2 separate regions of the Homo sapiens genome follow, and region 1 is linked to region 2. A link is a contact called in ENCODE Hi-C or POLR2A ChIA-PET data. All regions are on one chromosome and are shown on one strand. The core of a region is the stretch at or near the end of the contact, and the rest is flanking DNA. Distances in the headings are between cores, read along the strand shown. Region 1 overlaps BCAS4 (breast carcinoma amplified sequence 4). Region 2 has its middle 31 kb from the start of PARD6B.

Evidence for each region. A loop is a pair of places that touch in the nucleus more often than their neighbours do. ChIA-PET counts read pairs that join two places held with the same protein, here RNA polymerase II (POLR2A). Pooled maps may share reads with other maps.
Region 1: a pooled map shows a loop between it and region 2 (1.8-fold over the local background). The contact joins two enhancer-like sites. A Hi-C loop is called at or near these places in 1 of 50 pooled maps. POLR2A ChIA-PET finds 5 or more read pairs at or near these places in 3 of 52 experiments (Caco-2, H1 and activated CD4-positive, alpha-beta T cell).

What each region holds. Positions count from the first base shown.
Region 1 is chr20:50,813,772-50,816,602 of GRCh38, forward strand. The region is part of intron 1 of BCAS4 (breast carcinoma amplified sequence 4); the gene reads left to right. Among named protein-coding and RNA genes, the nearest start is that of BCAS4, 20 kb to the left of the region's middle. RefSeq lists a silencer at 160-209 and enhancers at 1,274-1,323, 1,384-1,553. Within about 2 kb of position 1,542, at least 7 of the 41 ENCODE cell types and tissues checked have a DNase peak (open chromatin) inside an H3K27ac peak, as active enhancers do.
Region 2 is chr20:50,761,592-50,764,377 of GRCh38, forward strand. No RefSeq gene overlaps it. Among named protein-coding and RNA genes, the nearest start is that of PARD6B, 31 kb to the left of the region's middle. Within about 2 kb of position 1,428, at least 22 of the 41 ENCODE cell types and tissues checked have a DNase peak (open chromatin) inside an H3K27ac peak, as active enhancers do.

The sequences.
Region 1 (2,831 bases), core at 292-2,791, 52 kb after region 2:
GCCACTTTGTGAGAAGCGGGGATGTGGGAAAAAAAAGTGAAAACCATGATTCGCAGGTGTTTGTTTAAAAAAAAAAAACCCACTCACCATCTCCACTGGTCCTTCCTTGAATGTCACTTAAAGTGAGCCTCTCGCCTCCTTCCCCTCTGAGTGGAGCAGTTTATGCCCAGGGGGTTGCGAAGAACAGCGAGGGCATTCATCTGCTCACAGGCTGGTTAAAAAGGCACGTGGGCTGCAGCCTGCGGGACTCTCATTTCTGAGGCCACTTAGGGGATAATCTTGAGAGAAAATTGCCCATGGATGATTTGTGGGCATGGTGGGCTGGCTTATCCTGAGCGCCTTCCTGTTGGTCGGGAATGTCTTGGGCTTGTTTCTCCCTTTGCTGACCAGACAGTCAGCAAACTCTCGCTTTGATCCTTCCTGCTTTTGGGAACCTCCCTAGATACCAGGGGGTGAGGTGGGGGACTGACCATAGCTGACAAGCAGCAACAAAGGGGACACATTTCTAACTTCCCCCAAGAGCATCTTGTTTTTGTTTTGAGACAATCTCACTCTGTCACCCAGGAGGGCAGTGGTACATCACAGCTCACTGTAGCCTCAACCTCCTGGGCCCAAGTGACCCTCCCAACCTCAGCCTCTCAAGTAGCTGAGACCACACAGGTGTGCACCACCATGCCCAGTTAGTTTTCTTTTTATAGAGACAAACTTTCCCACTGTTGCCCAGGCTAAACTGGAACTCCTGGGCTCAAGCGATCCTCTGGCCTCAGCCTCCCAGCGTTGGGATTACAGGCATGAGCCGCTCTACCCAGCCCCAAAGAACATCTTGTTACACATTCTAGCTCTGGAGTTAGAGTGCTCAGGGTCGAATTCTGGCTTCAATATTTATTAGCTGTGTGAGCTTGGGCAAGGGACTTAACCTCTCTGATCCTCTGTTTCTCAATCCGTAAAAAGAGGGAAATAGTAGCACCTACTGCATAGGGTTCTTGTGAGAAGTAAATGAGGTAATTCAAATACAGTGACTAGCCCTTGTTTTTATTCTATGGCGAAAGAGATTGGGTGGGTGCAGTGGCTCATGCCTATAATATCAGCACTTTGGGAGGCTGAGGCAGGAGGATTGCATGAGGCCAGGAGCTTGAGACCAGCCTGGGCAACATAGTGAGACCCCTGTCTCTGCAAAAATTAAAATACAAAAAAAGAGAGAAAGCGAGCTATGGAATGCAACCCCTTATCACGCACCTATTGTGTGTCAGCACTCTGTTAAATCAGTTAGCCACATCTATGATGTCAGGTTAACCTCCTGACCATTCTGCCAAACGGGCCTGATGGTTCCTGTCACAGGGGATCCAGTGGCAGTGAAATGCAGAGGTTAAGCCATTGGGTTCCAGCTGCATGGCTGGCAGAGGGTAAGGTGAACCCAGAAGTGCCGTGACCACGCCGTGCCCTTCCTGAGCAGGCCAGGATGGGTTGCAATGCACTTCCTACAAGCACAGTGCTGCAGAAACATCTTGGGAAGGAGGCATCCCACCCCGCTGGGGCATGGGCTTCCGTGGCCTCCCATGCAGGTTGTGTGTTCTTAAGCATGTCTGGACCCGTGTCTGCGTTGTGTGCACCTGCACTCCCAGGATCTCTCCATCACCCGCTGTGCCCCACTCCTCTCTTTCTCTTTCTCTTTCTTTCCCCTGGACCAGAAAGAACAACCAATCTTCTCCTCTAACCACAGTGACCTCTTGGCTCCATCCTTTCTCCCTTAGTGCGATAATGACATTTTCTCATTGTAATTTAATTTTGGGGTTGGGTGGGGGAATGATCTTTCTTTTTCCCCGTCTTCTCTCCCCTCTCCCCGACTGAGGCACAGAAATAGTCCCAGCTGTGAGATGAAGGTTGCAGAGTTTAAAATTGCAACTTGGTACTATTTATACTCCAGCCTGAAAGATGTTTTTTTGTGCAGTCGTTTATTTTGTTGTGGTGGAGATGGCTCATGCTGGAAGCAGCAGGAACTGGTGCTGTATAAACAGTTCTCTGGGGACAAGTGGGTGGTGAGGGAGCCTTCAGGTGCAGGGGGCAGGGACTAGGCCTGCCCAGAAACTCTGAGCACGCCTCCCTGGAGCAGGACGGTGTGGCCTGGTAGGGAAAGCAGATCATGTGCTTGGCGAACTTTCTTCCTGAATGCTGGCCATTACAAAAATAACAACAGAAACTGGTATTTTAGAAGTCATAAAAGTAGTAGATAACTTGAGGGGGAAAAAAAACCTAATTTTTCTTTTTTGTTTTTGAAGACAGATCTTGCTCTGTCTCCCAGGCTGGAGTACAGTGGCACAATCTTGGCTCACCGCAACCTCCTCCTTCTGGGTTCAAGCAGTCCTCCTGCCTCAGCCTCCTGAGTAGCTGGGACTACAGACGCGTGCCACCACGTCTGGTTAAATTTTGTATTTTTAGTAGAGACGGGGTTTCGCCATGTTGGTCAGGCTGGTCTCGAACTCCTGACCTCAGGTGATCTGCCCACCTTGGCCTCCCAAAGTGTTGGGATTACAGGCGTGAGCCACTACGCCTGGCCAAACCGCTAATTATTTCCCTAATTTTTACACAAGTGCATGAAGCAGTTGTACACTGGCAGGCCCTCTGCACGTTCGTTATTGGCTTAATTTGTGAAGCATTAAAGGGTTTTTTAAATGTGTTCCAATGTTTAAACATTGGGGCATTTCCTATCAAATTAGGATTTCTGGCTTCTCTTGGAAAATGGAAAGATCTGGCAGCTCCGGGCCTGCATTTCCTGATGGCAGCTAGTGGCCAGCAGCTGGAGGACTGGATGAGCACCTCTCAGATCACAAGCC
Region 2 (2,786 bases), core at 178-2,677:
ATCAGCACAGCATTCCTCTTTCACTCAGTCTCTTAGCAATGCTTGCAACTACAAGGAAACAGCATTCATACCATTGTTTCTAAGACCTGAAGCAGGTTACATTCAAACCCAGCACTGTTCTTATAGAACATAAGAGTTTTGTTCCCAGGCTGCTTCTCTGCCAGCATGTGATACCCTTCAATAAATGGTAGGTAAGTTGCATATCAGGTTTTCTCCTGCATTCCCAGAGGGCTTCAGCTGCTGTCTCAGGTATGAACCCAAAATGACTCAGGCAAAAATGTGTATGCTTAGTGACTCAGAAACTAAATCATTAACTTGGTAAGTACATGCACGGGTAAGGAGGAATTCAAGGAGAGACTTAGAACATAGGCCTTCCAGTAATGCCACTGATGATGACTGCCTGAGTACAGCAACGCTGAACGGTGTCACTTCTCAGGTGGACCAGTGACGAACCCTAGAATCACCAAGAATCTCAAATCAGTCATTCTCAGGAGCAACAATCCACATAGGGTAATTTACAAAGAATGCTGATTTCAATTGTTTGAATCCTTACCTGGTGAAACAAGAAAATGTGGAAAAAGCTCCTTGACTTTAAAAATACACACCCACACACTTTTTTTTTTTTAAAGGGACAAGGGCTTGCCGTCTCCCACACAGGCTCGTGGGCGGTGGTGCGATCATGGCTCACTGCAACCTCGAACTCAAGGATTCTGGCAATCCTCCCACCTCAGCTTCCCAAGTAGCTGGGACTACAGGCATGAGCCATCACACCCGGCTAATTTTCTTTTTTTCTTTTCTTCCCCTCACCCCAATTTTTTTTTTTTTTTTTTTGAGATAAGGTCCTGCTCTGTCGCCCAGGCTGGAGTGCAGTGGTGTGATTATGGCTCACTGCAGCCTCAAACTCCTGAGTCCAAGTGACCTCACACCTTAGCCTCCTGAGTAGCTGGGACTACAGGTATGTGTCACCACGCCTGGCTAATTTTTGTATTTTTTGTAAAGGTGAGGTTTCACTATGTTGCCCAGTCTGGTCTCAAACTCCTGGGCTCAAGCAATCTGCCTGGCTCAGCCTCCCAAAAGTGCTGGGATTACAGGCGTGAGTCACTGTGCCTGGCCTCCACATGACTTTCTACTAGTTGATTTTAAACTGGGCATATGCATTTACACACACACACACACACACACACACACACCTGATCTGCCTAGATGTGAAATTAAACTTCTAGAGCACACGCATATACACAACGCCAGACAATATGGGAACAGTGATTACAAACAAATCCCACTAGAAAATGACAAACTGTAATAATTTTTCAGTCCCCTTTTGAAGGCAAGAGGTTTATAAACCTCTGCAATTCAATTGCAACACATCAGGGTTCTTCTGGTGAGCTGGCCTCAGTGTCCTTCCTCCACCCCCAGGGTGCCTTGGCTCATGTTCACAGGGCCCATGCCCAGTAGGGCTGGCATGTGTTTCCAACAGCCGAGCAGACAGGGCCAGCAGAGAGGGAGAAAATAAACGGTAAAGGGAGACGCGCCAGGAGAGCAGGCAGAATGGCCGGGAAGCTGGCCAAACGGGAGAGGCTGAATGGGCGACATCAGCCCTTGACCAGGCCTCAGCTATCCCAGCTGTCCTTCACCACTCACTGTGTGGATACCAGGAGGATACAAGCCCCCTTTGCCTGGGCGTCACCAAGAATCCATAAACCACGCAGTTTATTTTTATTTTTATTTAATTTTATTTTTTTAGATAGTCTCACTCTGTCGCCCAGGCTGGAGTGCACTGGCGTGACCTTGGCTCATTGCAGCGTCCACCTCCTGGGCTCAAGTGATTCTCGCGCCTCAGTCTCCCAAGTAGCTGGGATTACAGGCACCTGCCACCACACCCGGCTAATTTTTGTATTTTTAGTAGAGATGGGGTTTCACCATGTTGGCCAGGCTGGTCTCAAACTCCTGTGCTCAAGCAATCCACTCACCTCAGCCTCCCAAAGTGCTGGAATTAGAGGCGTGAGCCACTGTGCCTGGCCTATTTTTATTTTTTGAAATAGTCTTGCTTTGTCACCCAGGCTGGGTGCAGCACAAATAACACGGCTCATTGCAGCCTCGACCTCCTGCGCTCAAGCGATCTTTCCTCCTCAGCCTACTGAGTAGCCGTGTGCCACAGGCATGTGCCACCCTGCCTGGCTAATTTTTTTTTTTTTTTTTGGAGATGGAGTCTTACTCTGTTGCCCAGGCTGGAATGCAGTGGCACTATCTCAGATCACTGCAACCTCCGCCTCTTAGGTTCAAGCAATTCTCTGTCTCAGCCTCCCGAGTAACTGGGATTACAGGCGCATGCCACCACGCCTGACTAATTTTTGTATTTTTAGTAGAGACGGGGTTTCGTCTTGTTGGTCAGGCTGGTTTTGAACTCCTGACCTCAGGTGATCCACCAGCCTTGGCCTCCCAAAGTGCTGGGATTACAGGTATGAGTCACCGTGCCCGGCCGCCTGGTTAATTTTTAAATTTTTTGTAGAGACCAGGTCTCACCATGTTGCCTATGCTGGTCTTGAACTCCTGCGCTCAAGCTTCCCAAAAGGCTAGGATTACAGGCTTAAGCCACGGTGCCTGCCCATGTGGTTTTTAGACCAGCAGGTTCTGTAGAGCAAAATGTTCATGATTTTGAAGGATGACAAACCTGACAGAGGAGGCAACGCCACCTTGACATTCCTCAGTCGTAGTGCCACAGTGGTCTCGTATTTCAAACCTGGTTAGAGTTTGTCCTCTTCAGGAGAGTTTGTGTGGCTGTTTTG